Linked DNA regions of Mus musculus: all the other regions are linked to region 1. The links are chromatin loops, found by intact Hi-C in ENCODE. Cell type or tissue: left cerebral cortex. All regions are shown on one strand. Each heading gives the region's core, and the rest is flanking DNA. Links, peaks and the distances in the headings are about the cores only.

Region 1 (10,646 bases), core at 2,647-10,646:
ATGAGGGACTATATTAAAGAGTCATAGCATTAGGAAAGTTGCGAGCCACTGCTATAGAATGATAAATGTTTGCCTGACAAACTGAATATAGGGTGTACTGGCTAGTTTTGTGTCAACTTGACACAGCTGGAGTTATCACAGAGAAAGGAGCTTCAGTTGAGGAAATGCGTCCATGAGATCTAACTGTAAGACATTTTCTCAATTAGTGATCAAGAGGGAAAGGCCCCTTGTGGGTGGGACCATCTCTGGGCTGGTAGTCTTGGGTTCTATAAGAGAGCAGGCTGAGCAAGCCAGGTGAGGCAAGCCAGTAAAGAACATCCCTCCATGGCCTCTGCATCAGCTCCTGCTTTCTCACCTGCTTGAGTTCTAGTCCTGACTTCCTTGGTGATGAACAGCAGTATGGAAGTGTAAGCCAAATAAACCCTTTCCTCCCCAACTTGCTTCTTGGCCATGATGTTTGTGCAGGAATAGAAACATTGACTAAGACATAGGGTATATTACTTTTAGGGACACAAGCTGGTACTTATATATTTTTTTTACTCTGGGATAATCATAGGAATGACATGAAAGTTATAGAAGAAAGATAAGGAGGGAGTCTCCAGGAGAAGATCAAGTGGCTGATGTCATCCAATGCAGGGTGTCAAAGTAGGACTTTTTGCAGGAGTGGCTAGAAAGACTTGGTAAAGACAAGTGTTTGAAGATTTCCCATTTTAAACCCTGAAAACCACCATGTATCCCTTGCCATCAATGATATCCAAGAAAAAAGATAAAATCCATTATATCCTTGGAGAGATATGCTTTTGCAAGGGGCCTGTGATTGCATAACTAGTTGCCTTCCAGATGGAGCAGAAACCACCTGCATGTGTGAGGTGTGGCAGCTATGTATCCTGTGGAAAGATGAACACATAGAAGCTACAAGGTCATTTCACAGACCCACCATGCATTCCAGGTTTCCTAGTTGTCTTTATTACTTTTGAATTTCTTTTTGGGGGTGTGGGAGGGGTGTAGGAAAGAAGATAATGGCCTATGGTAGAAAGTATGAAGAGAATGGAATAGACTAAACTGGACAAGAAGTTGGGGCTATGATCCAGACTCTAGCCTAAAGAGAGGGAGGTAAAAACAATGTTGAATTGATTATAAGCTCATTTATGTAGAACTAGAAATATCTCAGTTTAGTTGTGGCTTCTGTACAGAGTTATACCCTTGGTTGTGAAAGGAGAAACGAATAATAGTTGCACCTGTTAAATGGGTACAACATGAGTCTACTCCCTGGAGTGAGCAATCCAGGATGTAGGTGCAGGCCTGTTGACTACATGTGGATTTTCCTCGTGGGCAGGCGGTTTCTTCTTAATGACTTTGGTCATTTCATTTTGTTTAAAATGTGCTCTTCTTGAGCATTCTGCATGCTTAGCAACCCCATTAAGGAGGCCAGTTCTACCTTTCATCATGTCTCAACCCAGCTCTTAGCTGTAGCTAAGACCCTACTTAGCACTCACTCGGATTACTGTAGTATCCTCTGATTCAAAGCCCTTTCCTCCAGGTTTGCCCTGTTTTGCAAGATGTGTGCGGATTGCATTTGTTAACTACAACTCCTTAAAGCTCCTTAAAACCCCTCATTGGAGCCCCGTCCATTACAAATGAAGTACACACTTCTCACAATGGCATAAAAGCCACTTTGTAACCACCTCTGAGCTTTTCAACAGTGGGAGCCTTCTTCCTTCTTTAGGATCCTTCAGTTCCGTCTGCATTATATGCTCTAAATCTGGGCATTTGTACTGTTCTTTCTGGCCCGATGCCCCTCTTTCCCAACCATACGCCATGTGCACCCCCACTCATGCTCAGGTTTTTTAGGTTCCTTTGGGTTTTTTTTTAAGGTTTATTTGTGTGTGTGTGTGTGTGTGTGTGTGTGTGTGTGTGTGTGCACGCGCACATGCACCTTATTATATGTACACATTATGGATGCAGGTAGCTACAGGAGCCAGAAGAGTGTTTCTCCAGGAACTGACATTACAAGTAGTTGTGAGCCACCATGCAGGTGCTGAGAACTAATCCTGGATCCTCTGCAAGAGCAGTAAGTGCTTTTAACCAGGAAGTCAACTGTCTAGCTCCTCCCTATATTATCTAGAAGAACAATTGAAGATTCTAAGGTGGTAAGCTTTCACTATGTTAAGATTCGGATTTGACGTTTTATAATCTCTGACATCATCATATCATATCAATAACGATTGGATATGAGCAACATTAAATCCACTCTTTAATCAATTACTAGTATCATGCTCAAAGTGTCAAGTTAGATCTCAACTAACTTGATAAGCAGTAGTCATTTTCTGCCAGTATGGAAGTCACAGGCAGGACAGATAGAGCCATGCAGGATGCAAAGCAGCATGAAAGATCTGCAGAGTCACCCAGTAGGCTGCATCCAGCTTTCCTAGTGACCAGAGGAGACACACAAATTAAAGAAATATTAAAGGGTCAGTCAATGGGATTTGCTGGGCAGGGAAGTGATGAAGCCAAATTCCAGGAGAGAGAATTAGAGTCTCTTATTACTTTGATAGTTCATATAGTACTACTGCAGATGGGTAAGTTAGTGAGAAATGCACAAGTAAATGCATCGTAGACAGAATTAGTCACTCCATGGTGAGGGTGGGAGTGTTTTCACGTTGATTTGTATTCACCGCCTGATCGTCTCTTTCCTTTCTGTGGGACACATATGATCTTGAAAGTCTTTTTGAAAGCAGTGGTCTCTGAAAGTTTCACTCAGCACAGTCAGAGCCTTGCTGATTCCAGCGTTATTACCATACGATGCTCTCTGTGTTGACTTCAATTCACATAACATTCAGAGCTGATGGGCTTATTTGGGGTGTTTGGACATATTTACATTTGTGCATAGGAAAGCATCTTTCTGAACTGTGACAGCAAACTGTGAATTCCACCAGGAAACGGGGCCTCAGAATATTGGCAGGGTTCTCGTGTTCACTGGAATCTGTATTTAAATATCTGCGGGACCTGTCTTGTGGGACACATATGTTCTTATTAATTGATTGCATGTTAATAAAAATAACAAGTTAACAGTTTTAACGCTTTTTCAATGGAAGTGCTAGCATGATAAAACAGGCTCCCCTCAACTTCTGTTTGTTTGGATTCTACTTAACTGAAGATGAAGAAACAGCAGAGTTTACTTTTAAAATGAGACACTCTTTCTACCATCCCAGTACCTGGGAGACTGAGGCAGAAGGACCACTTCAAGGCTAGCCTGGGCTACATAGAAACACCCTGTCCCAAAAGAGCAAAGAAACAGATACAGGTGCAAGTGTGTGCACATGCACACTCCTCCTCATTCTTCCGCCCTTCCCCCTCTCTGATACACACATTTACACACTCATATACATGCACACACAGAAGCACACCTGTATGTATACACACATAGAGATTTATAGTTCTTCACATATACTGACTGTGGAATGTTTCCAGTAAAGTACTGCCCCTCCCTGCCTTACAGTCTCCTTCAACAGACATATTCAGACCAGCCTATTTTTTCTTTAATAATTTCTATCCTGATTATAGAGACTCTAAGCCACAAATATATGAATGCAGACATTCTGGTTCAATTTGCATTGTTCTTTCTCTTCAGCAAAAGGCATAAGAAGTATTTCTGCTGTGTACAACATTGAAGTAGGAGTTCAATCAATCTGAGGATACCAGGAACCTAGTGCATTCAAGGTCTAACTTGATTTTAAACCATTGAACACTCAAGTCTCTGGGGTGTTGGAATGAAGAATACTAGCTATAGAGCAGGGATGTGGTAGGGCAGAATTCAGCACGCTCAATGGAATTACTGAGGATCAATGAGTAATGAATATGTTTGTGTTGCAAGATTTCTGAGCTGTTTAAGTCATTAGGAAACACTTCTCATTGCTTCTTGAAGAAGGGAAGCTCATGGTACGAGAACCTCTTACACCAGCAATTCCACTTGGCCTCAAGAGAGGGTGGATCTGAGGACAGGGAGCTGGAGAGTGGTGAGTAAGATTTGATAAAGCAGAATCATTGCCTTTCAGTGATGTTTGCACTTATATGTATTTTATTCTAGGAGATTACTCCTAATAACACAATTTTGTTTTTATTTAGGACAATGAATTTGTTGTTCTGTTGAGGAAAATTCTAGCCTGACTAATGCCAGAGGATGGTGACCTGAGGCGTTGTTGATGAGTCTGAAGGTGGAAGCAGGCAGACTGTCCGCCTACTTCCTGCCTGAGATTCCTACCTTCACTTCAAAAACAAGACGCTGGTTCAACTTCAGAGGCAGAACCAAATCATGAGCACAATTAATAAAGGATAAGGAACTGCCTGTTTGGGCATTCAACACTGTTGGCAATCATTTTATGAATCTGCCATAATCTTCTTCCTAAACTCGGTGCCTTCTTTGGCTGTCTCTAGAAGGTTCCATTCACTCTCAGCTATCATCTCACTCACATTTGAGAACTCTAGTTCCAACAGGTACCTTCTCATCCTCTCACACTGTTGAGCCACATGCTCATCAGCACACGCCCATAATGGACTTCCTGTTAGTGTTAGTGTCCCTATCGGTATGTGAGGACATGCCACTTGAGAACTGCTTCCTATGTGTCCTCCCTCTAAAACGTCCTATATTTGTAAAATGTCCTCTCTCTACTCTCCACGTCAAATAGGACCTTGAATTTCAACTAGTTTATAGATATGATTTAAAATTTCCTATCCCTGTGAAAGTCAACCTATGCCAAACCAAGCATGCCTGACACATGTCTTCCTCATACTACAGCACTGTGTCTCTGATAATTTTTACACATTCTCACCTATGCATGACTTCTGCTCCAAACTTCCCACTTTCTGAGGGTGTGCGATTCCAAGTCACATATCTGCTGTGTTTTATTTAAATATTTAATAGCTGTCAAGACAGTTATCACCCTGTCCTGTTGGGTAAAACTCAGTAGCTTAAAACAGCAATTAATTATCAATAAGGAGCTTATGGATTTTCTGGATACTTAATTCAATTAAGTTAGGGTTAGGGTTAGGGTTACGGTTAGGGTTAGGTTTTGCTGAATTAGGCTGGGATAGTTCTCAAATGCTCCAGGATAAACTAAAACTGTGGCTTTGCATTTTTTTTTTGTGCTTTTAGAGCTTTATTGTAGAAAGACAGAGAGAAAGAGAGAAGGTAGAAAGAAAGAGAGAGGCCGGCCATGGCCACGTGGAGAGAGAGGGGAAGGGAGAGTGAGAAGGAGGGCTAGAGAGGAGAGTAAGAAAGGTGAGAGCTTAAAAAGCAGCTTTACCTATTTGACCAATAGTATTCTACTATCTTTTCCTAGCTACAAAGCAATGGTGGTGCTAACCCATGCCAAGCTTGAGCTTTTACATCGTTCAGAGGCACAGTCTAACTCTGTGGTTCAAGCCACCTTCCAGTCCTCCCCTGTTCTGCTGTTACAGACAGGAATCACCATCCCTGGCTAATTCTTGACTGTGTGTTTGCTAATATGGAGAAAAATATTTTGATCTCTACATTTATCTCCAATTTGGCAAATACCATAGTGTTGTTTTCAGGTGTAGTGAAGATGAGTAAGAACTCAGTAGAGTCTTTTCCCAGTTTATATTGTCTTCACAAAGGATCACAACAATAATAGGGAAGAATTAAATATGCTTAGGATTATTCATCTCTTCCTGTAGAACTGTGTGAAGAAAAAATGTTTTTTAGGATAAGTACATGCTGAGAAAGAGAGAGAGAGAGAGAGAGAGAGAGAGAGAGAGAGAGAGAGAGAGAGAGAGAGAGAGAGAGAGAGATATTTTGGTATGACTGGAAAGGCTTGCAGCAAAGTGGGTTATCTCTGAAATACATGAAATCTTTTCACATGTAAATAAAGTAAAACTTGGCAGCTGTACCATCTGTGAGAATGTGAGAGTTCTGGGAAAATGAGTCATTCAGTGACAAAGATATGAAACCAGTTTTGAATGTAAAAATATGTGAGCTACTTAAGAGTGCCGGATGCTGGCGTTAGCACTTACTTCTGGCAGTAGAGTATCTAAGATTGACAGGGGTATTAAGAAATTAACAAAGACTCCAAGGTGTGAAGGGGGAAAGCAGTAAGTGGTTACTACCGTTAACACCACATTTTAAAAACTGGTCTAATGTGGAATCAAATCCTAAAGTGTTATGAGAGACCCCATAGTTCTTTGACAATCTCTGGGCCTAAAAGAGCCGAGCTATAGAGACAATGAACAGTTTGCCAGTGGGATGTATAGAGCAAAAGGCACATGCAGGACAGATGCAGCTTGCCACATCTCATTTCTTTCTTCTCTGTGTGGCATTGCCTTGCTTGTGAGAAAAGCCAGGTGCTAATTTTGATGTGTTTTTAAAGGGTTTATGTTCCCCAAATAATCTTGTGTCAGCTTAAAAAATTTTAGCCTGTGTTTAAGATAATATACTTAAGCTTCCACATGCAAAAAAAATTGACTTTTAAAAAATTTACACGAGACGAGAAAGACAATTAAATTTTGCCATGTAATTGCAAACCACAAGCTGTGCTCAGAGCTGTCCTCCACATCATGCCTTTTCCAATGGCAGCTCTCGTCACTGTATGTATCTAGCCTCACTTCCATCTCCCATCTCCATAAGAGGGCTCTCCAAATCTGAGTTAAAGTGGAAATTTCTCATAGGGAAACAAGAGCAGCTCTGTTTGTTTTCCTTGATAGTAAACACATACATCAGAGACAGGCTTCTTTGGAATGTTTTGGGCTTTTCTGTTTATTAAGGAATAAACTATTTTTTCTTGTAATGGAAGAAAAAGATCACCTAAAGCCCAGAAACTAACTTAATAAGTTTTCCTTATTCATAAAGTTGGGAAAGTAAGGAATCAAATGGAATTCCAATTTTCTCATCTGTTTCAAATATAAAATTGACTATTTCTGAGATTCTAAACTATAAAAATGATAACAATGTTTATGAAGTTTGGGAATTAAAATTTTTCTACATGTAGTGCTTGAAAATCTAACACTGGGAAGAGGTATAGTGGCACATGCCTTTAATCCCAGCACTAAGGAGGCAGAGCAGGCGGATCCCAGTGAGTTTGAAGCCTGAGCTATAGGATGAATCCTAGGACAGTGAGAACTTGACTCAAAACAAAAACACAAACAGACAAAACCCCCACCAAGGTCAACAATACTGCTAGTGCTCAGCAGTGGGTATTTAGAAAGCTTCCTGGGAGGGAACTTGTGAGTAAGTGAAAGGTCTAGACACTGATGTCACACTGCCAGAGGAAAGCTAGAGCTGACACTGTTTCCCAGGCAACTCCAGGTCAAGTTCTGAGGCTCTAATGACCATTATGAGCAGGGAACTTTTCAAATGGCAGCTCTCATCACTCTATCTAGCTTCCGTTCCATTTCCCATCTTCCATAAGTGGGCTCTCCACATCTGAGTTAAAGTGGACATTCCTCACAGGGAAGCAAGGGACCAGCTCTACTAGATGTCTGTTTCTCCACACAAGGCCTAAGATAATTTATACATTGAACTAACAATGTACACGAGCTCTCAGAATGTAGCTCATTTAATAAGGAGAGCAGGGTAGCGCATACTAATTATTTTTGTTGGAGGTTCACTTCTTTACAAACTACAGAATTTATCCAGATATCTACTCTCTCAGATGACCACCTTTTCTTTCAAAAATGTCCTTAAAACAGAGTAACATTATTTATGTAACTTGAAGTTAGGCAGGGATAACTGTGATGGGACCCATTTCTTCTAAGGTGACTTCTAACATCATTTGTTTCTGTCTCTGTTCTCACAGACAGTTTAGAAATGCTTTTTGAACTGCCAATGAAATATTATGGTTTTCTTGCTAATTAATAAATTAAAGTATTTGCATATTCATTTCAGAGGTGTCTAAGGAACAAAATTATATTCTCCTCTTAAAAACTATTGAATAGGAAGAATACCTAATAAAGCACCTTCTAAGCCAATAAAAAGAAATGTGAAAATATACTGGAGTGATTGTTTGCTGTTTAAGTGTTAAAATTCAAGTTTCTCGCTTTCCTTAACTTGCTTCATACTAAACGCCATCCAGGAGAAATGACACCATGTTACTTATTTTTTAATTCTGTGACCTATATTAAATATGTGACATGAAAGTTTATAGTAAACATCAGGTGCACAGTTGCAGACCTTTAATATCAACAGAATGTGTATCCCACTCTATGCCTATGGACTTGGATGTGTGGAGCACATTCAGTTGGTGGCTCTGTAGTTCACATGGACTTCTGGTTTCATGTCGCACACCATGCTCAATAGCTGCTTAATCACGCTTTCCATACACTTGTTGTAGCTTCCGTTCAATTCTTTGATCTTCTCTAGTGTCTGCTCTTCTATTTCATCCGAGAGGTGGCTCTGAGAGCCCATTATCTGTGAAAGCAAAAGATGAGATTTATTTTAATGTATGCCACATCAAAACAGTTAAATTGAACTATTTTATGAACTTCAGCATATTTCTTTGATGGTCACTTTAAGGTGTGATTTTTTTATTATTATTTTTGCCAGCATTCTATCTTCCAGGAAGACCCTATTAGCATCTTAGTATGTAGTCATTAGTTAACTAAAATATAATGTAACAAAGAAAGTTATCGATTTAAAGGGAGCTGCAGCGAGCCACTGGGAGAGCGATCATTTTCTAAAAGCCAATGGCTTACTCTTAATTTCTCTCTTTCTCAAACCAAAAGGGTTGTGATCCCTTTGAGGATCAAATGATCCTTGCACAGGGGTTCCCTAAGACCATCATAAAGCACAGATACTTACATGACAATTCATAACAGTAGGAAAATTACAGTTATAGAGTTGCAATGAAATACTTTTATGGGGTCACCACAACATGAGGAACTGTGTTAAAGGGTCACAGCATAAGGCTGCGAGCCACTGCTCTAAGTTTAGCCACACCTCCTCTTCCTTTCTCCCTCCTCCTCTCCTTCCCTCTCTTTCTTTTCTGATATTTGAGTGTAACTCTCTCGTAGCCCATCTTTGCCTCAAATTCAATATGTAGCTGACAATGACATTGACCTTTTCATCTTCTTGTCTTCACCACTTTAGTGTGTCACAGTGCCCCATCTAGGGGTCCTGGGGATCGAACCCAGAACTTCACGAGTGTGCGGCAAGAACTCTATCAACTAAGCTACTTGATCTTTCTGATGTTTCTTCATTTCCTTTCTGTTTTAGAAGCTTTGTATTTAACACAGCCCCAGGCATGCATTAGTGACAGACTTGTGCTGCAGATTTGGTGGGTTACTTTAATTCCAGAGCACTGGTTCTCAACCTGTGGGTTGTGAGCCCCTTTGGGGAGAAGTCAGATGACTCTTTCATAGGGGTTGTATACCAAATATTCTGCATATGAGATATTTATATTATGCTTCATAACAGTAGCAAAATTATAGTTATGAACTAGCCCCCAAAATAATTTTTTGGTTAGGCGTCACCACAGCACAAGGAAATGTATTGAAAGGTTGCAGTATTAGGAAGAGGAAAAACCATTGATCTATAGTCTAGAAACTTACTGGGTCCTAAGATGGAAATGAAACACATTCTGGACTATTGGATCTACACTCATTTATGTTTATATTCCAAGAACCAGGAGGACAAGTCAAATCAAAGAATATAATTCTGAGAAGCTACAGTTCTTGAGAGCCAAGACAATTTTAACCCAAAGGAATTGGGATAACTGAGTGTGTAAGAAGTAAAATTTACGTACAGCTGATTCTATGTTTCAAAATAGTTGAGAACTACTTAACAAAACAATTCCACAAAACGTATTATTGATCCTAAATTCAGTAACTTAAGTGAGATTCTACAAAAATGGAACAAAGATTCAATTAAAAGTCTTACTTTATAAAAACCCAAAAGGTAAATACTTTTCAAAGTATTGCCTATACTCAGTACATGTCACAGAAGTATGAGGCTCCTCTCGTATTACAGAGAACTCAGCTCCTGTGCTCTGTAGCTCACACAGGCTTTGGCCTGAACATTTGGAGCATTTTATGAATTGGAAGTTGATCATCCTGCAGCATTCCATAATACACTTGAACCAAGAGTATTGTCCCTTCAGAGTTTCCCAATTTTTAAACCTTGCCTCATATTGATGCTGATGGTAAGAGACTTGATACTGTCCTTTATAATTGAAATATTTAAGTTGATGTGATAGAACAAGATGCTGACACCAGGAGGCCATGCCAGGGAAGATCTGCTCTAATGGTTTTATTCTCTGCTTGATGTAGCACAGGCTATGGTTACCCTCACATGTGCACCTTTGATTGCTTAGCTGTAAAACCGGCTAGGAAGTGTATTCTCCGAGTGATGAGGCATAATTATCCAATGCAGAGAGTCAAGCTCCTGTCTGATTTATATTGGATCCTTCCTGTGAACTAATGTTTCCAAAGGTTTAAACTAGCCAGTTTCTAAAATTATGGTCAGTTTTCTTCTAACTTTAAAATCAGATGTAGTGGTCACATCAGAAGCACTTACAGAAGATAGTCAAGGCTGGCTGTTGTTGGTGTACTGTTCTAGTATGCCATTCCCATGACAGGATTCACTAACAAGGGTAAGGACACAGGGAGATGCTTACTGACTTGCTATTTTTACAAGGGTC
Region 2 (10,670 bases), core at 1,837-9,836, 140 kb after region 1:
TACCCATGAATGAAGACACTCTGGCAATACAATGGCTCTGCAGGCAAGACTGAACTTAGCCTACTTCCTTTGTGTAATTCTGCAGTACCTGGGCCTGAGCCCTGCTGAGTACACCTGCTCCCTTCTGTACCCAGTTGAATTCCTGTTCCTTTCAGGCTATTAGCAAAGCCAAAGCAAGCTGCTAGTGGTTACAATTAGAATAATAATGGTCTTTAACTTTTTTTTCTATTTTTTTAAAATGTATAGCTGTCAGGAGCACCTTGGCTATGAGATTCCATTATCTAATTAAGTAAGCTTTAAAGTGACTGAAATATAAAAGGGCACAGATGGGTTTGCTGAAATAGACTCAGTCAGTCCTCAGTCTGAGCAATTCGAGGTACCAGCAAGTCTCTGGGATAAGTTGAAGGAGTCAGTGAAGTGAGCAGCTTGGTCTAATGAACATGGTCTGAGTAGGAGTGCCAGAGTCATTCTGCTGTTCTCAACCCAGGCCTAGTGTGGCCACCATAGTATCTAATTTTGTTATGCAGAGTAGTTTATGACCATTGAGACTTCAATAGCCAGACATCTTGAATCAGAGATCAGCTCAGTCTCTTCATTTCTTTGGGGAAGTTAGTTAAATGCTTTGTGCCCATTTCACTAGCTGTAAATGATAAAAATTTGACTGTCCCTTCTCAAGTACTAAGGGGTAAAGTGAATGCCCATAAAACTACGAAATGGATTTTACAAATTATTATAACTGCTATTATATTTTTAGAATTATTCCTTTAAGCATTACCTGGCCAGTAATGGAGCTCACATGATAGAAAATTTAGGACATTTGAGAAAACAAGAAAAAAAATTTTTTTTCTATTTTATTTTGTGTCATCTAAGGAAAAGTTTGTGTAACAGTAAGAATACATGGGGGCAACCAAAAAGTAAAATAAGATTCCGTAAAAGATTTTCTGCTAGAGATTTTTATGTATTTCTATGAAAGTAAAGGCAAACATACATGCATCCTTGTGGGTCAAGGAGGGAAGCGTGGTCTTTTATTTATGTCTGTGGGCAGCTGTGAGAAATAAGGAACAGACAATCTTCCCATATTTAAAAGGAACTGTACGGAGATGAGAAACATTTGTCTGAAATACAGGCTTGAAATGAACTCTGCCAAAATCGTGAAGTGTGTTTACAGCAATAACATTTTTTTTTAACTAGGAAGACTAAGTGTAAGATGCTGTGCTGTGGGTGAGAAAGATTAAGTCTCTACCTGCCCTGTATAGAACAAGTCTGTGCATCTCCATAAGGTTGCAACCATGTCCAGAGGGAAAAGGCAGATACTGCTATTTATGTCTCAGTAGAAAACAGAACTGCTTTGGCCCCTTTTGTGAAATATCATTTTTAATAGTAGTTAAGAAGTGGACATGCAAGAAACCATCACATGACTTGACACAGTCAGTCTTTTACAATGGTGGCCTGAGCATGTGTTCTGAGAGTCCAGGAGTTTCTCAGCCACATGTGCTCTCGTCTTCTCTTAGACATCTCCTTCAGCCTGGCCTATAGAAGCTCTCTAGTGGCTACTTTAGAAGATAGCAAAGTCTCTTCCTGGTTACTTTCAGCTCTGAGTGTTAGCTTGAGAATCAATACTCCACTCTTCCTCTGCTCTGACCTTGGAACTCCTCATAGACTTTAGCACGTTATGGAATGGTTCTTTTAGTTTTGTGCAATGCATATCAGTGATGAAAAGAGACCATGGTATCATTGCTCTATGAAGAATGATTTAGGCCTCTCATTTGCAAAATATATTTTGGATCGGAAGAGGTTGGAGACAGTACAAAGGAGATTTTTTTTCTAGACAAGTATGTTGTGTTATTCGTTATAATTTCAATGAATACTGTTTGACTGTGGGTACTCTGAGGGCTAGGTATGTAGGATGTGATGGGTTGAGCAGTAGGGGTGGCAGCACCCCAAATGCAGCTGCTTTCCATGGAGACTGCAGCACCCTTAAGTCAGACCCCACCTGCAGGTAAACTGTAATTATAAGCCTGATCCCTCCAGGCAATGCTGTATCTCCCAGAACAAATGAATCATCTACCCATTGAATGAAACCGCTTTCCCTGGTTCATCACTTTCTGATTGGTAAACACAATAAATCTTCAAGGGTGAACAGGGCATAGCAATAAATACAACAGCACAGAAGGGTATGTATGTTTGGCAGTGTGAGGTAAATAAGTTCCGATTGACATTTATTGAGGAAACTGTGAGAAGGCACAGGCAGAGGATCATACAGAGGATCATGCATTTGAGGCCAGTCTGGGCTAGTATAATGATATCTTGTCCTTAAGGTAACATAAAATTATAACAAAAGGTAATACACAAGAAATAAGTTACTATTCAATCTGCTCAAAACTTCACATTTAAAAAGACAGGGACTCTGTCTACACAGACTTGAATAGTAAAAGTAAAACACATGTATGTGAGAAGTGTGTGGGAGAGAGAAATATGTATGTAAAATTGTGTGTGCATGCACATCTGCTATATTCATGTAGGAAATAGAGAGTAGGAACAAGGGAGAGGAACTTTTGATGACCATAATAGCCTCGAACAGATTGCTTACTCCTGATAGATCTTTACTGAGCTAAAATATTTTTTAACAGATTATTTGTAAAAGTGGTCTATTTTATGAGGAAGCTAAAGTAACATCATTTGGTCATCTTATGTTGGTGCCATAGTGAATGTAAAGCAATAAGAATTTGTGTTACTTTATTAACTCAGGCGAGGCTGTGGTGTAGGGGCAATGTTTTAGTGTGCAGAGGAAAAAATATGAGAAGATGCTCAACTGGTTTGATTCCTTAACAGTAAGACCAGGTACAGACCACAAGGCATATAGCATCCCACGAGCAATGGGATCTTGAGGTAATGGACTTTCTATATACTTCCACCATGAATATGGTTTTAAAAATGCTAGGTTCATTTGAATCTGCCATTTGTTAAATAACTGTATTTCAAAACATTACAAGACCTCTTAGTAAAGTTCTATAGATTACTGTATCAGTTATCTTTCTATCCAGATGTCATACAAAGTAAAATACAAACGGAGTGATAGAACCTGAGTGCTAGACTGGGCATAAGCCCAGTGTTGCCATAAGCCATCCAAGCATCAGACACCAGAGTTCCAGACTGGACTAGAACAATGCCATAAGCCATCTAAGTATCAGCACCTCTCTTTCACTATATTCTATGTGTTCTTCCCTTCTCGCCTTCTATCAAACACCTGAACCTTTCATCAACCTTCTAGAAAAAGAGAGAAAGGCTAAAACAGCAACAAGTTTTACCTAGTAAGGCTTTATCCTTTTATTTAGAGATGCAAGTCTTCTCCAGAGGTTTATTGGGCTAGAAATGGATTCAGAGACAAATCACTGCTAGAAATAGTGGAAGAGGTATTGAGAAATAAACTATATTCATTTTAAAGATTCAATTTTAGAGTTAAAAATTGAAGAGCTAGGTTCTGAATAGGTTCGAAGTGTCTGCATATTGCCAAAGCCACATGTGATGACATCTCTTAAGGTTACTTTAAACACCGAGTTTCCTAATGTACAATGACAAAGGAAAATAGAATGGTGTTGTCTTAAATGGGAGTCATTAATGACAGAGGAATGCCAACTCTTGGCCACATGAGCTTTACAATCCAGTGTTTTTGTCTTAGCTGTATTGCTGATGGCCTTGTGAAGGAGTGCCCATTCGTTTTTCTGATCCTTAGCTATGCTACGGGTTGGTAGCTACCGAAAATTAAAGTCAGATCCAGCAAGACCACAGAAAAGAAAAATCTGGTCTCCATCTTGAAAATATATCTCTTCACTTCGTAGGAACAAGACCTGTGCACATATATACAAGCCACAATGTACAGCACACCATTCGATGTACAACAATATTTGTAATAACTACAATATCCAGAGGAGTGATACAACTTAACTCTTACGACTTTCAAAGATTATTATGTTGCAGGCATTCTAGACATTGACCAGTATGAGAAAATATAAAAATAAAATTGATGTTAGAGAAGTGAAGCCATTGGGCCTACATCTGTATGCAGCATAAGGGAAGGGGTGATTAAACACCACACAAGAATTATCATGTTGCTGATACTTCATGCAGAAGTACAAATTAAAATGAATTGTTCTAAGAGCAGATCACTGAGTGTTAAGCTGGTCAGGGATGAATATAGAAAGAAACATTAAGCAAAAACAGGCTGATATCATATATAAGTATATGGACAAAGTACCATAGTGGCTGAAGTTGTTGACATGTAGGTGGGCTTTGAAGACTGTGTAGAAGTTGGCTTCATTCAGAGAGAAAGAGTCTAGGATACAGAAAAAAAATACTTAAACGTTAGAAGAGTGGACTTTTCTGTATACACAGTAACATGTTGTGATTCATATGCAGTTAGACAGAGACAGTAAGATGGGTCTGAGTGTTTCACAAAGGCCACTCGCTACACTTGAAGGCAATGAGAAATGAATATCATCAAATGGTTTGGGAGAAAAACATATGATCAAGATGAAGGTGAGGATGAATAATAAGGAATTAGAAAGGCCCATACATACCAGGAGAGGGTGTAGAGGATGTGGGAGAAAGAGGAGTATAAGAGGAAGAGGAAGAGGAAGAGGAGGAGGAGGAGGAGGAGCAGTTTTCAGAAAATTCAAATACTTTTCAGGTTAGAAGACAAGAGGGAATGGCTGAGAATGGAACTGGAGGGGCAGAGAAACCAATGTATGGAAGACTCTGTGAACACTCTAAGAACAGAGAGGCCATAGGTAGCTCAGAATTCCAAATTATGTAGGACTATAGCTGTTGTTGCTTTGCTTCTATAAGAAGTAAGAATTTCCAAAGGGAAATGAAGAGCACAGAGAGGAAACCAGTCAACTCTGCATGAAGAACAGCAGTAGAATCATAGTGGGCTGTGGCAGAGCTCACTAGGGGCTGGGTTTGCAAGTACCGTAGCTGAAGGCCACGATCCACAATAGGATCCATTTTCTAATTCCACCTAAAAACATCAGCCTCAGAAGAACAAGGATAAGACAAGAAGTGGAGAGGAAAAGGAAGCCCTTTGGGTAAAGTGGTTTCATCATTTATGAAACTATTTATGAAAATAACCCCCAAAGGTAAATTTTTACATGTTTAATAGCTTCTAAAAATGAATTAGGCAGCTTGATGAGTTGCAGATCCAGCCGTGTGGCAGAGCACACTTTATGAGAACGGAAGGCAGAGAGCATAAAAGAAGGCACTGGGTGTCGGTGGGTGGGTGTGAGCCTGGAAGAGGCTGGCAGACAACCAGAGCCAAGCACATGGCCAGGGACAGAGAAGAATCTTCAGCCTCAGCTCTAAGAATTCGTCACTGCCAAACTCTCACATCTACCACAGTTTGAACCTTGATAATGAGCTTATTCAGTTTTGTGGTTACTATGCAACCATTTGCATATTTCTTTGTAACATCTGCCTAGTGTGCCAGTTTGAGATGCTATTTCAGCCATGGTATTTGAAGCAGAACCCATTTCTGGTCCAGGATTTTTTTCTCCACAGAGCAAATGATCAGCATATCTCTTAAGTATGTGTGCAGAGAGACACAACAAAGAGAGCTATAAAAGTCAGGGTTTGTTTTAAGTGAAACCTAGAGACATCGTTGTCATTGAGTCTTAAAGACTACTAAATGATTATACATGATTATACTTCCGTTCTCCTCAGTCCTTATGCTCAGCATCTCGAGAATCTTATTTGTATAAATACTGCATTTTAATTATCTATGTACATGGACTTTCTTCTACACTTTAGTGAAAGGATACTAACCATCCTCCATTAGATGACCCTGAATCCAGGCACATAATGACAGTACCAAGTAGACTGAGTGGGTTTTAAAACAAAACAAATGGCTCATGAAATTGGGAGGGAGTAGTGGAGAGACATCAAAAGCAAAGGAGCAAACAATTAGCTTGCATGTATGAAATTCTAAATAACAAAAATAACTGATATGATTTTGTTTTTCTCCTGTAAGAGTTTTGATTTAGAGCTTTCAAAATATTTTCTCCATGTTAAAATAACATAGGTTTTCCACTTTGAGTTAGCACTTAAGATTTATTTATCTCAGGAACTTTTCTAGAAATGTAGACATGTGTAAGGTGGTTCTGCAGAGAGAGTAACCCTGGCATAGCTCAGAGAGGGTATGCAGTGGGCATGTTCTAAAATGTCAAGTAAAATGTTCCTGTTGATGTTCTCAGGTTTTCTTTTTTAAAGAATCAACACTGTCAGCATAGATCTCTGTGAAGGAATATTTATAATCACTGAGCAGCAGCTTATGGTTTAGTAGGTATAAAAACACAGTTTCCTAAATATAGACCTGCTTAGCTCCTGACTGACGGCTTAGTAATTAAACAGCAATCACTGAAATATGTGAGACAGGAATGTAAAAAACTGTGAACACCCATGGGTCTTAAAACAAAGCAAACTGGAGCAGAGACTGAAAAACACACATTAGAGTATTAGTTGAGATATAATATGTTATATATATTAAAATCTGATTTGGGGAGAGTTAATTATAATGGAGATGAAAATAGAAAATAGGTCTTTGTCTACTCTTTCTTTCTTTCTTTCTTTCTTTCTTTCTTTCTTTCTTTCTTTCTTTCTTTCTTCCTCTTGTTCATTAATTCTTTCTTTCTCTCATTCTTTCTTTCCTTCTTTTTTTTCAACATATATAAGTAATTCTGGGTTCTTTTCATTTTTTCTTGCAGTTTTGGTACACAGTTAACCAGGGAAAATTGGAATTAGAGAAGGTGAAATATCCCAAGTGGAACTGCTTGTCCCATTTTTTACTTATTACAGTTTTCTTTGTGCATTATAGCATCAACTCTAATATTTATGTACTTATCTATATTCAACATGTAGATTTTATATAATATATTCCAATTAGAGAGTCCCCTCCCCCAATGCCTCCCAGATCCTCTCCACTTCTCCACCTCCTAAGTCCACATCCTTTCTTTCATTCTCTTATCAGGATACAAATAGTCATTAAAAAAACAAACTCACAACAACAACAACAACAAACAATAAGAAACAAAACACATTAGGACTTTCTAACTAGTATCTTTGAGCTCTTTCTTGTGCTTCATAGAATCAGAAAAAATCTTTTGTTCATCTGGGCACAATGGCACATTCCTATAATGTTAGCAGCCATTATAAGGTTATCTGACAGGCAGAGGTGAGTGTATCTCACATGTAGACCAATGCCAGCTCTGTCTACACAGAGGGTCGCAGGTCAGCCAGGATTCTGGGTGTGAATCTATTAGCTTTTGTGCTAGTTTCCCTGTCTACATTCTGCTATGCCTGTTACTCACTTGCTTTGTAGCTCCTCCTAGCAGGACCCTGAAAGTACCGCCATGCACACAGCGATAGCATCTCACCTGGATCCTTTCTTTAACACATTAAATCCAGTGGGCTAAGCATAGGCATTTTCTTGACATCACCTCTCAAAAGGGTTTGACCTTACTGATAACCTCCTTTCTGAAGTCTGGGCTCTCCCAGCTCCCACCTGGAATTTTTGGTTTTTCCTACTGCTGGTCCTGGACTTCTGTTGGTATGTTTTCTATTCCAGAGACCCCATCCTACTCTTCCTCCCACAGTATCTAAAGGACATCACCCATGCCACTACTTAGTTTAATTGGTGATTTCTGTCTGTCTGTCTTCAGCTCTACTCTTTCTTCTATAGCAAAGACCTATTTTTATTTTTTCAGCAATATATTTAACACATCTGATACATGCCCTTGAGATACCATGAATTTAGCTTTATCAAAATTGTATGCAAACTTTGTGTTAATCTTCCTTGCTCACACATTCTGCCCACAGATTCTACCCACTTACTCCAATGGAAAGTCCTGGTCATGTTCCATACACCATTACATTATCCCTAAGGCTGTTTTAAGGTGTAAAGTGCTATTATTTTTTTCTTTGAACATGCCCATGTCTACTTTCATTGCTGCAACTCTGACTTGGCTACCTGCATTTTGACAGTCGTCTCTGGGGTTGCCATACTCCACAGCTTTCTTTTTCTTGCTAAGCAAACCTCCAGTTATGAAGGCTAACAACTTGTGTCTTTCTCTATTGTGAAATTCTTGATGGGGTCTTAGTATTTTCTTGAAACCCGACCTTAGGTTCTGATTAGACAGGATCAATTCTGATGAGTGTGTTATTTTTTTTTAGAGGTGCTATTGCTCAGACTAATGAGATACTAAAACATCTTGGGAAAACTGTTCCTTCATCTTGAAAACAGACAAATCCCCAGACTAGACAGATGGCCCTTCTCTGTGAATATTCTTTGAGAATGTGACAGTCATTTTAAGATCAAGTTAGTGGCTAGACCATTACCCTATAGATGTCAGAACAAACATAAAGATGGAATCTTAGGTTGAATGTTATGGGTTAGGATGAAATTAACCCAGATTTGTGAGATAATAAATTCCTTAGAGTTTAATCTATAAGTTCTTTTTATTTCACCTGCTAATTGTAGCAGAAACTTTTTCATAACACTAAACCATCTCATGACCTCTTGATCCACAGCCTCACATCTAACCTTATACTCCTGACTTCCCCTTTCCACAAACCCCAGATGTTCATCTACTTCCCGGCAGCCCACTGCTGCCAGGCAGACTTTTCAGCTGTGCCTGGAGGCCTTTTGTCACCAGAATTTCATTTTCTTTTCTAAAACCCGACAAAGCCTCTTTGGCCTCAAGCCACTTCCTCAGTTCAGGACCCAGCAGAGAGCCTCTATCCCATCTCCATAGTCAAGTAATCAGCATTGACTAGCCATAAAGAGGATGGCAGAGTTTCTAATACCACCAAAGATAAACTCAAAGTAGTGAATGGGGGATTTTATAAAGCAGTCTTGAGTGTGGAGGATAGAAGAGGCTGCATCATTGTGCTTTTGTCCAGAGATTTTCTCATTCCTTAATTGCTGGTATGTGACATGCTGTCTTCTGCAATCTCAGCCCCCACCATGTTTATGGTTAATATAATGATGGGCCATGGGTACAAGCATGACCTTAACGTTCTAGGGAAATTCCCAATTGCAAAGAAGTTAGTTCAAAGGGTGGAAAAGAAATTGTTGTTGAGATTTCTTCAAAGTGTTAACAAACACACATCAAAAAAAAACCAGAAAATGTCAACCTGTAATTTGGAAATAACGTTAGATTATAGAAACGCTCCAGAGGGTGTAGATTCCCCACACTCTGTCTGCTCAGTTTCTGCTGATAGCAATGTTTATCAAAATGCACATTTGTTAGAAATAACCATCAGTGGTACAACACTGCAAACTAACTTAGGGTTTCTGTTTGAATCCCATGCTTTTTTTTTTTTTTTTTAACTGAATGACCTTGCTTTCCATAACCTTGAACCTTTGAGTTCCTAGTAGATGTTTGGAATATTCTTGAATTTATGTTGGTATAGTAAACAAATAAAGCAGTAGTGTAGGTGATGCCCTTCAGATAGTGTGGGATTAGAGGACGTGGGTCCTAAGAATGTAAAACATACCAACATAAGTCCAAGTCTAACTTATGCCACTGGATGTTTAAGTTATTCCTTGAACATGGATGGTAATTGTAAATAAATTTCAGGATCACTTTGTTATCAACACTAATGTGCTTCTTAGGATTGCATAAGTTCATATTACTAACATATTGCTGTATGTTCACAACCACCCTGAAACTCGTACACACACACTTTCTGCTCTACTGCTCCACGAATACAGTGAGTGGTCCACACCCACACTATACAATGACTCTTGGTGTGTGTTTGCCTGAGCACAATGAATCATCCACCTCCCACACCAGGCAATGACAGTAGTTGAATGTGCATTACGGTGTGCACTCACGAGTATTAATGAGTACACAATTTTTTACAAAACAACTTTCCAGCAGATGTTTGTGACACCTTTCTGTAAGTGGTTGCATCCTGCTTTCGGTTTGTCTTCCTGGCCTTGACAATCACTGTCATCCTGGAGGGGCTGAGTGGTGGCTGGTTCTCTATGGAATCTATCTCTGATGGTCACCACATGATGGCAAGATAGGCTTTCTTCAGCTACCCAGTGCTCAGATATAAAGGAAAACATGCTGTTAGGATCTAGTCCAAGCAGTGTTAAGAGACAGTCTGGACTAAAGCTTAAGTGTCCCAGCTCACTGTAATCTAAACAGTCTATAGTCTCATAGAATATCTATTATAGAAACAGTAACCTGGAAAAAACAATAGACTGGGCAGGGGGGATAGGAGGAGGGCTAAACATTTGTAATTTAGTAATAGAACTTGCAGAGAGTGGCAAAATGTTATGGGAAAGGACAGCATATTCATGTGAGTTTAATACACTTACACTTCAGCAGATTACGCCCACAGGTTAGCACCCAGCAAATCAATAGACACTAACTACATCTTTTCAGATTCTCATCACTAACTGCCATCACTTTTGTTGTTGGAGGTTCCACACAGTCCTGTTGCTCACTTACTTAATTCTGCCATTTCATCTTCTATGTGCGTGAATGTGTCACCAGTCTTTGCAGTTAGTGGACTCAGTAGAAAAAACATTCCAGTTTATTAAAATATGGCTATTTGCTATGTAGGCATCTTCAAACAGTGGCTATTGTACACAATTCGTGCTCTAAGGG
Region 3 (10,670 bases), core at 1,515-9,514, 160 kb after region 1:
AAAGTATAATTTAACCTCATTCAGCACCTAATATTTCATAAAACATCACTCAGCACCGTGTCATACACCTAGTATTTACTGGAAATAGTGACTTTTATTCTTGGCCCTGAAAACAGTAAAGCATTTTAGCACGGGTGCCAACACGTGTGGGTGCCTCTATATAATCCGTTCACTATGATCTTACTCTATTTCAGAGGAAGTAAAGAGTTATAAAATCATACATAGTAAAATGTTAATTAGTACAGTTAGATACTTTTTGCTACCTGGCACATATTTTCAACATCAGGTTTACACTTCTGGATAAAAAAAAATGGAAAATAGATAGCCACCGAAGACTAAAATAGATATTCTAAGTCTAAAATTAGGTCTATCCTGGGAACTGTCTCAGACGAGTGAGTGGGTGGGGAAATATCGCCACCAGCAATGCTTCCTCTTCTACCCAAATCTCTACTCCAACGTAAGAAAATAACAAGCACACAGGTCGTGTTGTGGCCGCCTACAGTCTCATTTTTGTACAGAGTTTGTGCTGTGAACCTGGTTGTCAGCCCACTAATGATACAACTACAGGATTTGTGTTTTATATCAGTGACTATTACAGTGCTGATTATACCAAGGCATATACACATACACAGATGCACATCATTGATATAATCTGGGATGTGTTAAGATGTGGCCTCCACAGTCCTGTTGTGTTCCTATGCTGGGGTACCTTGGAGAATGTCAAGGGATGATGAGCACTTTGAGGAGGGGGAGGAGGAGAAGGGGGAGGAGGAGAAGGGGGAGGAGGAGGAGGAGAAGGGGGAGGAGGAGGGGGAGGAGGAGCAGGGGGAGCAAGAGGAGGAGCAGGAGGAACAAGAGGAAGAGGAGGCGCAGGAACAGGAGGAGGACGAGCAGGGGCAGGAGGAGGAGGAGCAGGGGGAGGAGGAGGAGGAGAAGGGGGAGGGGGAGGAGGAGCAGGGGGAGGGGGAGGAGGAGAAGGGGGAGGGGGAGGAGGAGAAGGGGGAGGAGGAGATGATGGTGATGATGGTGATGACTGCAACAATGATGATTTTTAAAAAAATATTTCCCCATTTTATTAAAAATAATGTCTTTTCTCATACAACATATCTGGATTAAAGTTTTTCCTCCCTCTTCTCCTCCCAGTTCCTCCCCATCTCCCCTCCCATCGGGATCCACTCCTTTTCTGTCTCTCATTAGAAAAGAGCAGTCTTCTAAGTGATAACAACAAAATGTAACCAAATAAAATTCACTAAGGTAAATCAAGATTCTTCATATCAAAGTTGGACAAGCAAACAACAGAAGGCAACGAGCCCAAAGGAAGGCACAAGAGTCAGAGACCCAATTGTCCACACACTCAGGAGTCCCATAAAAACACTAAACTGAATGCTGTAATTTATATATATGCAGAGAATTGGGTACAGGCCCATGCAGGCCCTGAGCCTGATGCTTTAGTCTCTGTGAGTTCACATGACCTGTCTCAGTTGATTTGGAAGGCCTTATTATCCTGGTGTCCTTCATCCAGTTTGGCTCTTACACTTTTTCTGCCTCCTCTTCTGTGGTCTAATGGGAAGGAATGGGTGGAAACATCTTATTTAGGACTGTGTGCTCCAAGCTCTCTGTGTTGTAATGTCTGCATGTGAGTCTCTGCTTTTGTTCCATCTCCTGCAGGAGGAAGCTTCTCTGATGGTGGTTGGATAGAATTTTGAGGTGATGATGGTTTTCAAGAAAGCCTCTCACCATAGCCCAAGATGGCCTCAAACTCACAATCTTCCCCCTCAACTTTTTTTGCCTTGAACATGGATCATTTGAAAACATCTGCATCCAGTTCAAAGACTCTGATGTTGCCATTACTACACATTAGTGTTGCCATAACCACACAGGAACTACCCATCTATGTTCTTACCCTTTTATTTTTATTTTTTATTAGATATTTTCTTTATTTACATTTCAAATGCTATCCCAAAAGTTCCCTATATCCTCCGCCCACCCTGCTCCCCTACCTACTCACCCTTAAATTGAAGGCATTTATTATAAGACAAGAAAACAAAAATGGGAAACAATTTTTCTCACATGGCCACCTGGATTTACTTTCACTTTTGTTCACTGAGAATCTTGTGCAGCTAAGACTTGTCTGGAATTTGCTCTGATCTAAGGATGCTCTTGAACTCAGGAGCCCCCAGCTTTCCTCTCCCAGTTGTGAAGGTTTCGCTGTGTTCCACTTCGTCCAGGGTTTCAGTCTTTACTTTCCTCTTCCTTGCTTACTTAGTTAATTAACATAATTGAAATTGATAACATGATACTTTTAGCCAAATATAAAAGAGCGAAAGCACATGATGTTTATTAGTGTTGCACGCATGTTATTAGTACTCAAATATAATCACAAACAGAAAGCTGTATTTGATAGTGTGAGGGACAATTATCTGGGTTCAGAAGATAGGTAGACATTGTTTCTGTATTAAAATTTTTTTTTACTATCTGATCTTAAAGTGCCTTCATTCATTAAACATCTTCTGGTTTTGTCCTCAGTTGTATTTTGCAGGCTAACACTGTCCTTATTTTTAATTTATGATTTAAGCAGATTGGGAAAGCTAGGGTTGAATGTTTAATTGCACTATATGCCTACAGTCACCGAGACTACTATTTTGTTCCTACCTTGACTCCTGTATCTCTGTCATCACTTGGAAATATTATTCCACCATTTTTGAATGGTATATGAATTATAATATTTGATTTACAAAAGATTTTAGACAGTGTCTCTTAGTTGCCCCCACCTCCCTCCCTCTTTCTGACTTTGAATGCCTGATTTTTTTTCTCCTGCTCTTTGTTTCCAGACACAATGTGTCCCAGTTCTGAGGTCCTGAGTTAGAGCTAGTTCCAATTCCTCTTGCTCTTGTGTTGTTTCTGTTTGTACTTTGTTGCTCTGTGGTGTATCCTGCTGTCTGTCTGTCTTGTATTTCTTTGATGTCCATTTGAATGAGGGAAGCCTGAGAAAATGTATGTTGCCACTCTCTGAGCCTTGGTATAGCTTATACACTCATAGGTCTCATGAGATGGAAAGACAGCCGAAAGGCATGGGCTCTCTGGCTTTTAGTTTCCTTTCCCACAATCTGAACTCCATCTCAATAGACACTGGCAGGGTATTCTGCTGGCCAGTGAGCATAAATCGCTGTGATTATTTTCTAGAGGTAGGCAGCCATTCTTTTATTCTATAGAGTCAAGATGCAATGCTAACACAACCAATATTTTAACATAATGCTGATAGAAAGAACTAGGGCAATTATTTTTAAATACATCCTACTTCAAGTCTAATATGCCCTCATATGCTATGTTTGTCCCCTGCTTAATTACATAGAAAATACAGAGAAGAATGGCTGCCTTGTATGGCTTACTGAGATGGCTAAATTAAAAACAACTGTTGGCCAAGTGACACTGGCATTGTCTGATTGTGATAGGATTTCAGTGAGTTGTTTACACTCTGTGTTCCATCAGTGGATGGAAGCAAGAAGGACCACTTCTGATAGTTCCCTCATTTTTTCTTAGTTCTCTATTTGTGTGTGTGTGTGTGTGTGTGTGTGTGTGTGTGTGTGTGTGTGTGTGTGTGTGTTTGTGTGTGTGTGTGTGTATTACTGGAGAAGGATCCCAGACGTTCTCACATGGTAGTCAAATGCTCTCCACTTCAGAACTCTTACCTTGTATGTTTTTCCCTCGAGACACAATATTACCAAGTTGCCCAATCTGGCCTTGGATTCACTCTGCAGCCCAGTCTGGTTTTGAAATTGTGACTCTAACTGGGATTACATGGCTATGCTACCGTGCACAGTTTATGTAACATTGATCAGAACTCCTTTGTCATTACAGACCAGATCATATACCTAGAATTACCATTCTAGGGTAGAATATACCATTTATACCATTTATAGAATGGACATAGTAGATGCAATCCTCCATTTTTATTGATGCCCACTGATATTGCCACACTAAGAAGAGAAAGCGTGCATGCTGCTCTGGCTGCCTCTTTTGTGTTTATCCACTGGTCCCACTTTTGTACAGCCTTTGGGCTCATGGAGGGAAGTTATGCAGATATACATTCCAAATCTTCAAAACACTCCCTCTTCTTTTTAGGCTAGTACCCAGAGTAAGTATTATTTCCTCTATTCTGCTCCCACTCTTCTGTCCTTGCAAAGCAGACAGACTTAAATCCCCTCATGGGATCCACGGGGTTCTCTTTCTTTCCTTTTGTTTTGGAAGGGAGGTTGGTGGTGGAATAGATGATATTTAAAGCCCAAATATGTCCTTTGAAATGTCATTTCCACTCAAACTGATTCCTACTTTTTCTTAAATCTCTGATGGCAGACTTAGGGGTGTGACTTCAAGGTAACTTTGATTTGCAAACATTTAAACATTTCCAGTTGTAAAAGAAACATATTGGGAAAGGTAAATTCGGTTAACAATACACGTGTTAGAATAACAGAGCTTTGAAGATCAAGGGCTCTGTCATCTCCATGTTCACGTGTTTAATGTATCTAGTCAATTCCGCTGGTAATTCACAACAGGATTATAATGGGGAAATGCTCACCAGGTGATGATTTACAGATTTCTGGTTCTCTGGTGCCATCTACTGAAATATTGCTAAAGAAAAAAAAAGACAGGAAAATTGTGTAACCAGAAGAGTAGAAGATTCTGTAACACATAGACACACTGAGTGTCTATGCTTGTGTGTAGAGTGCCCTGATTGTGTGTGTGTGTCTATACTTGTTGCATTTACAAATTTTAGAAAAAGACTTTAAAATCCATATTTTAGAAAAGTGATTTTCTTCCACTTTACTGTCATCTACCTGTAAACGTACTGTTCTTAATTTACACGCCTACTTCATGTATTTTTTCTTCAGCTATTGTTATTTTTTCTAAATTTTGTTCATACATATGGGTTTGTGTGTATGTGTTTGCATATGCGTATGTGTATGTGTATATGTATACATACACAAAACACACATATACATATATATACAGACATTCATATATATATGTGTGTGTGTGGAGAGAGAGAGAGAAAGAGAGAGAGAGAGAGAGAGAGAGAGATGAGATGTTACTTTTACTAACACTTCATCCTATTTGCACTGGTTATGAGTCACTTTGCAAAGGTTTTATTTCTCAATACCAGATGTATTGACAGCAGATGGGTTGCTTTGGGTGGATAGTGCTGCTGCTATAGAGGGAGCTGATCAGAATGCTACTTAGACTCATTTGCTCTGCAGGGCCCCAGCAGGTTACTCTGTGACCCTGTAAGCAGTCAAATGGAAGGCCATGTGCTAACTAAATGCACCCCCCACCCAGTCATTTCAGGTTTTTCTGTGTAACAATAAGGATCCTCGAAGGCTATGTCTACTTATGATTTTGGTGATAATCTATTCAGGTAATTTAGAAAGATTTCCAGAAACATGACAGACACATCTCTAACTGTTGTAGATCTTAAGTAGCACAACTCCTATAAATATTCATGTGAAGCCCTCTGCCTTCCAGTGTATTTGATATGTAAAGTATCCACAGAGGTAGCTGTTAGTATATGCAAAAGATCTTAAATAACATGGGCGTGGATGGCTTTCAGATAGTGGCTTTATAACTAGGCTATCTCTGTAGGGCAACTTTACTGCATTTCTGCCTTAAGATTCATAGTGTTTCTTTTGTGTTTTTTCCTTTAATGGGTAATACCTGGGAGATATTTATGTGTACTTTGAATCTTTATTGCCGAGGAGAATTCATAGTTTCTTAAAGTGATTAGTTTATACTCTAGATGATTTAAAAAATTATTTGGAGTTATTTTTAAAAGAATTTTTGACAGGTTAATCTTTTTCCATGCTGTTTATCATGTCGAATAAGAGAGCTACTGGTATTGAAAAATCTACCTGGAAGGACTTTGTAAACAAAACAAGCAATTTTGGTCTTATATTGGCTCTAAACCGTAGTTCTGAAGTACTGCAATTTTATTTCAAATAAGGTTAAGGTGTGTGTGTGTGTGTGTGTGTGTGTGTGTGTGTGTATGTGTGTGTGTGTGTGTGTGTGTGTGTGTGTGTCCTCTGTATGTCTGTCTCTGTCTTTGTGTCTGTGTGTAATATTTTATAAACAAAACAGAAACTAATGGCTCAGCCATGAAAATGCTGCCCTGTAGGTATAAAGACCTGAGTCCTGAGTCCCAGCAGCCACGTTAAACAAATAATCAAATAAGCTGAATATAGTGGCATTCAGTCACCTTTAATCGCAATGTGGGGAAGACAGGGACAGCAGGCTCCTTAGGCTTGCTGGCCACCAAATTAGCTGAATCCATGAACACTAGGTTCAGTGGGGGACCCTGTCTCCAAAAATAAGGTAGAGAGTGATTACCATTGACTACTGGCCTCCATCCATGCATATATACATCTGTGCCTGTGCACATATGAACACATGCATGCACTACTCCCCAGTTCATGCAAAGGTAATTTCATATAGTTTGTCTACATTCATTATTTACTTTTTACCATGAACATATGATAAGTGGTACGTTTATAGTCTTTTTATCAAATGTTTTGGCTTAGTATTACACGTTTTGGTGGCAATAAGCAACTAAGTTAGTACCATGAAACAGAGTGGTCTCCCAAATGAGTGGTGGAGTTAGTATAACCTACTCTAAAATGCCCCTTTCTTCTATGACCAAAGGGATTATTTGCTTGCTTCTTCTTCATAGTCATTGATCCTGTGGTTTCTGCCACCTTCAGAAAAGCATCCAATCCCTTGCCAGGGTCTCCAACATCTATACTTGAGTTCATGTCTGAAAACTGTCATCTGATAGCTTTGGCTTCCCCTTTATATATACTCTGTGTTCAAAGTCATCCAAGGATTTCTCTGTCACTGAGTACCTAGTAAGTAATACATACCCCCAATACAGTAGCTTCTCCTCCTTCTCCTCTTCATTATACTGTAGAGTTCTTTGCAATCATTATCAGTCCAAACAGGGTGCATATATTACTTAAATGTTTGTGCAGATTACTGGATGCATTTGTCCTTTGCATTGCTGACTTCTCAGGGGAGGGCCATGCCTTTACCATGCTCAACTCTCACTTCTAACAGCAGACCAGCAAAACAATAGCTACTTCCTAAAGATAAGTCAATGAAATGGTGTGAACCTCCAGGGAACCACATGGTGCTACTGAGAAGGGGTATATCAAACTCTCTCTAGATGTGGAAAAGTTTGAGAAACTGTTTGCTATGGTTTCATATAGTCAAAGCAACTTGAACATTTTAATCATGTTGGTACACTATATTCTTCACAATGAATGCAAGTTATTTTGTCTTTTTAAAAACATGATCTATTAATGACTGATATATTTATACTTTGTTTCTTCTCATTCTCTGCAAACCAACATAATTCTTAGAGGTGAATTTGGAAAGAAATTAGAATAGATCAGAGGATAGGATTGCTGTTAAAAGGAATATAAAAAAGAATAAGAAGTACTAGCTGACTAGCCAAAAAAAGGGGGGACAGTATTTCAAATAATATTTTCAAAACAATACAGTCATACAACACATACCGATGTCACAGTCATGAGTGGACCTTAGTTCTTCCACCCAGTGACATTATAGCCATTTTTAGTTGTGAAAATATACTCTATGGTGATTATTAGCAGTATTAGCATAATGGCAAAATCACCTCATTTTTTGTATATATATGCAATATCCTTCTGATCCGTGTCGTTGGCACATAATTTCAGAGAAACCTTTCTCCAAACAGTCTCTGTTCATTTCTTTCCTCTGATGGGAAGTACCTCATTAGCTTCGTCAGCTTTTAACTCATTTAACTCCTGCATTCTTAGACTCTTGTGTCAGCTACAGTGTCTATTTGTGTGCTCCAGGCATGCGTAGCACGAGCTCTCCCGTCTCCACAGGAATGCTTCCAAAATGTGCAATCAGCACCCATTCAAACTCGCCTCTTTCTCTTGAGAGGTTCCCTCTTTTAATTCAGTGAGAATGTCCACACTTCAGCAACTCAGTAATATGCACGGGACTGCTTCCTTTACTTAACTCTTCATTTTCTCCTTCAAGGACATGCAAAGTCTTGGGGGCTGCCACCTGAGTGTTTCAGGGATGCGTTTCACTCCAGTGTATTCGCCCATTGAGACCTTCTTATTGAGAGCATCATCACGAATTTGTGTGTGTGTGTGTGTGTGTGTGTGTGTGTGTGTGTGTGCGCGCGCGTGCACGCGCGCTTCTGGTACTCTTTGCATTTTTTTTTTTTTTGCTTCTAACTTAGTTCTATCTTGTGCTCATTTACAAAAATATTGATTCAAAATTCAAAAAAAGTGTCTATAGCCCTCCCGTTACAGGAATTGCTCTATAGGCTGACTCCAAACTGTGAACCCCGCCCCCCCACGCCTTCCTCTTCCTTTAGGACCACATCTTAGGTCATCCATTAGGTCAGCCTGTAGCTGTCTTCAAAACATCAAAACATTAACAGAAAGAAAAATTGGGAACTTGCTTTCATTAAGATGATATGTGCTGAAAATAAATATGAATAAAGTATATGATGTATACTTGCATGTATGCTTTAAATCTCAAAATTTCTAAAAGTGTGTTTATTTTTTTTTCAGGGCAAACACCTACACCCAGTGATGGTAAGAATTAATATTTGACTTTTAATATTTTATTTTTGTTACAACAATCATGTAGTTAATATAGATAAAGTTTTATACTTATTTGGAAAGAAGTTTAAAGAAGAAATTGTATAATAATGTGTGGTTCCTCACTGTCACATGCTCTTAAAATTCTTTCTAATATTAAATTTAGTGAATAGTTGAACATTCTTTAAATTTCATAATTATTATTGTGTTCAATTTAAAGTTTAACATTTCATTAAATTGACAATAAATGGCATAGAGAGTTTCTAATCCTTTTAAAAATTTAAGACTGTAAATAAATTTTGAAAATCTGTACATGGGATAAGATTTAAACAGAGAGAAAAAAACTGATCAGAATATATTGCATAAGAATATTCTTTTTTTAAAAAAAGCATTGAATTAGAAATGGGGTAGGAAGCCTAAAAACAACGTCACATGTTTTGTTATATAAGGACAAATGCATTATATAAATTAATTGGATCTAGAGTTCACTTATATTTAGATTTTAATAAAGGTTCACTTTTATTTAAAATTTCATTTTATAATGTTTTTTCAAGAGTAATTTGCCCTTTTTAAAGTTATGCTTGGAGATCTAATATTAAGATATGCTGCATTAATAGTTTACAAAGTTTCCTACTGTAATTCAATTAATTTTTTTCTAAAAGCTTTTGAGAAAATCAATGTAAATAGTGCTCATGCTGCCAGTGTGTTAAAAATTCTTTAATGACCAAATATAGATGTTAAAATTCTCTAAAGCCTAAACACACAGAGGAAGTGACCTGCAGGTGGGTAAAGGGAAGTTAGATCCCTTGCATGTTTCTGTTGCTGTAAATGCTTGTTTCCTGGTTAATCATGTGACTGACAGTATGTCTTAAGAAGGTAAGTGAGACCGTAAAACATGAGTGTTTTAATAACTTAAATGCACATTTCAAGGGGAGCAAATCTGAAATGCTAAAAGTTGATTATCCTAGGAATTATTTGTCATTAAATGCAACACTATGCAGATACTTACAAATCCCACTCCTGAGCCTTTAAAAAAAACCACATTCTTTTATTTTTTCAATGTCTAATATTGGAATTGTATAGTTTTAGTGTGTGGCAGAGACATTTGATAAAACACTTGCTGCAGAGCAGGTTGTGATTGGTTTATGCCAATTTCTTAAGTGAAATTTGACATTTTCCTTTACAAAATATTAAGCTACTCTCAGCTCACGTAGACGAGACATTGTTGCAGGAGAGGAAGGTGATGGGATGGAATGATAGCTTATTCTCTTACCTTGTTGAAAGTTAAGTTAGAATTGTGGCCTATAATACAAAGAGGAGCAGTGTCCCCAAATATCACCAATAGAAGATAATCAGTGAAAAACTCAGAATGTTCAAAATGAGGATTCAGGGACACTAGAGAATTGGCAAATTTGCAGTCATAGATTTTACTGCTGAGACTTGAACTTAAGTGTCTGCGAAGATATTAACACGAGAGACTTCTCTGAAGACATCTTCATACACCAAGGACTGAATTTGCTTTGCTGGAAAATGTCTTGAGGAACCACACTCTTCAAAGCAGCTTGGGTTTTTAACATTGAGGGTTTAAAATCCAAAAGCCTTTTGTAGTTGGTTTACTCCAAGGGAGTGTCAGTGTGTTTGATGGACAACTTGCTGCAATATTCTCTCAGGCCAGGAGACCATTGCAACCTTTCCAATTAGTTGATCTAACCAAAAAATAAATTGTCATCTGTAAAAGGGCGCTGAGTTAACACTATGTGCACCAGATTTAAAAATCCCTCCTTCCACCTCTCTTCTCTCCCTCTCTGCTTTTCTGTTTCCCACTTCCTCCTTCCTTTTTAAAAAATTTGGTCTTCCTTTTAATTCAATGCATAGTGGGTGAGGGACAATTAGGTTAGAAGAGTGGTCCTGAATATGAGAGGTATGTCTTACCTCTAGTTCAATTTGCAAAGGTTGTTTTAGTCTTTATTTGTTAAAGTGCAACTAGTTTTGAGGAAGTGAATCTTCAAAAACTGCGTATTT

Evidence for each region. A loop is a pair of places that touch in the nucleus more often than their neighbours do. Peaks named below come from ENCODE experiments on the same cell type or tissue, not always from the same donor. Only the 100,000 strongest peaks of a DNase experiment are listed, where the experiment ranks them.
Region 2: it touches region 1 in a loop (8-fold over the local background); 7 of 42 quality-filtered maps call a loop at or near these places.
Region 3: it touches region 1 in a loop (2.1-fold over the local background); 8 of 42 quality-filtered maps call a loop at or near these places.

Annotation. Positions count from the first base shown.
Region 1 is chr1:138,285,560-138,296,205 of GRCm38, reverse strand. It overlaps Atp6v1g3 (ATPase, H+ transporting, lysosomal V1 subunit G3), which reads right to left. Exons shown (of 3, transcript NM_177397.3): 3 at 6,744-8,419. The coding sequence ends at 8,246. Among named protein-coding and RNA genes, the nearest start is that of Atp6v1g3, 17 kb to the right of the region's middle. In left cerebral cortex, for the core only: no CTCF peak of the experiment used is centred there; DNase peaks (open chromatin) are centred at 5,425 and 5,931; H3K27ac peaks cover 340 bases.
Region 2 is chr1:138,143,748-138,154,417 of GRCm38, reverse strand. The region is part of intron 1 of Ptprc (protein tyrosine phosphatase, receptor type, C); the gene reads left to right. Among named protein-coding and RNA genes, the nearest start is that of Ptprc, 26 kb to the left of the region's middle. In left cerebral cortex, for the core only: no CTCF peak of the experiment used is centred there; DNase peaks (open chromatin) are centred at 5,375 and 9,801; H3K27ac peaks cover 895 bases.
Region 3 is chr1:138,124,275-138,134,944 of GRCm38, reverse strand. Ptprc (protein tyrosine phosphatase, receptor type, C) reads left to right here. Exons shown (of 32, transcript NM_001111316.2): 2 at 8,619-8,642. Among named protein-coding and RNA genes, the nearest start is that of Ptprc, 46 kb to the left of the region's middle. In left cerebral cortex, for the core only: a CTCF peak has its summit at 4,617 (motif pointing left); DNase peaks (open chromatin) are centred at 4,594 and 7,929.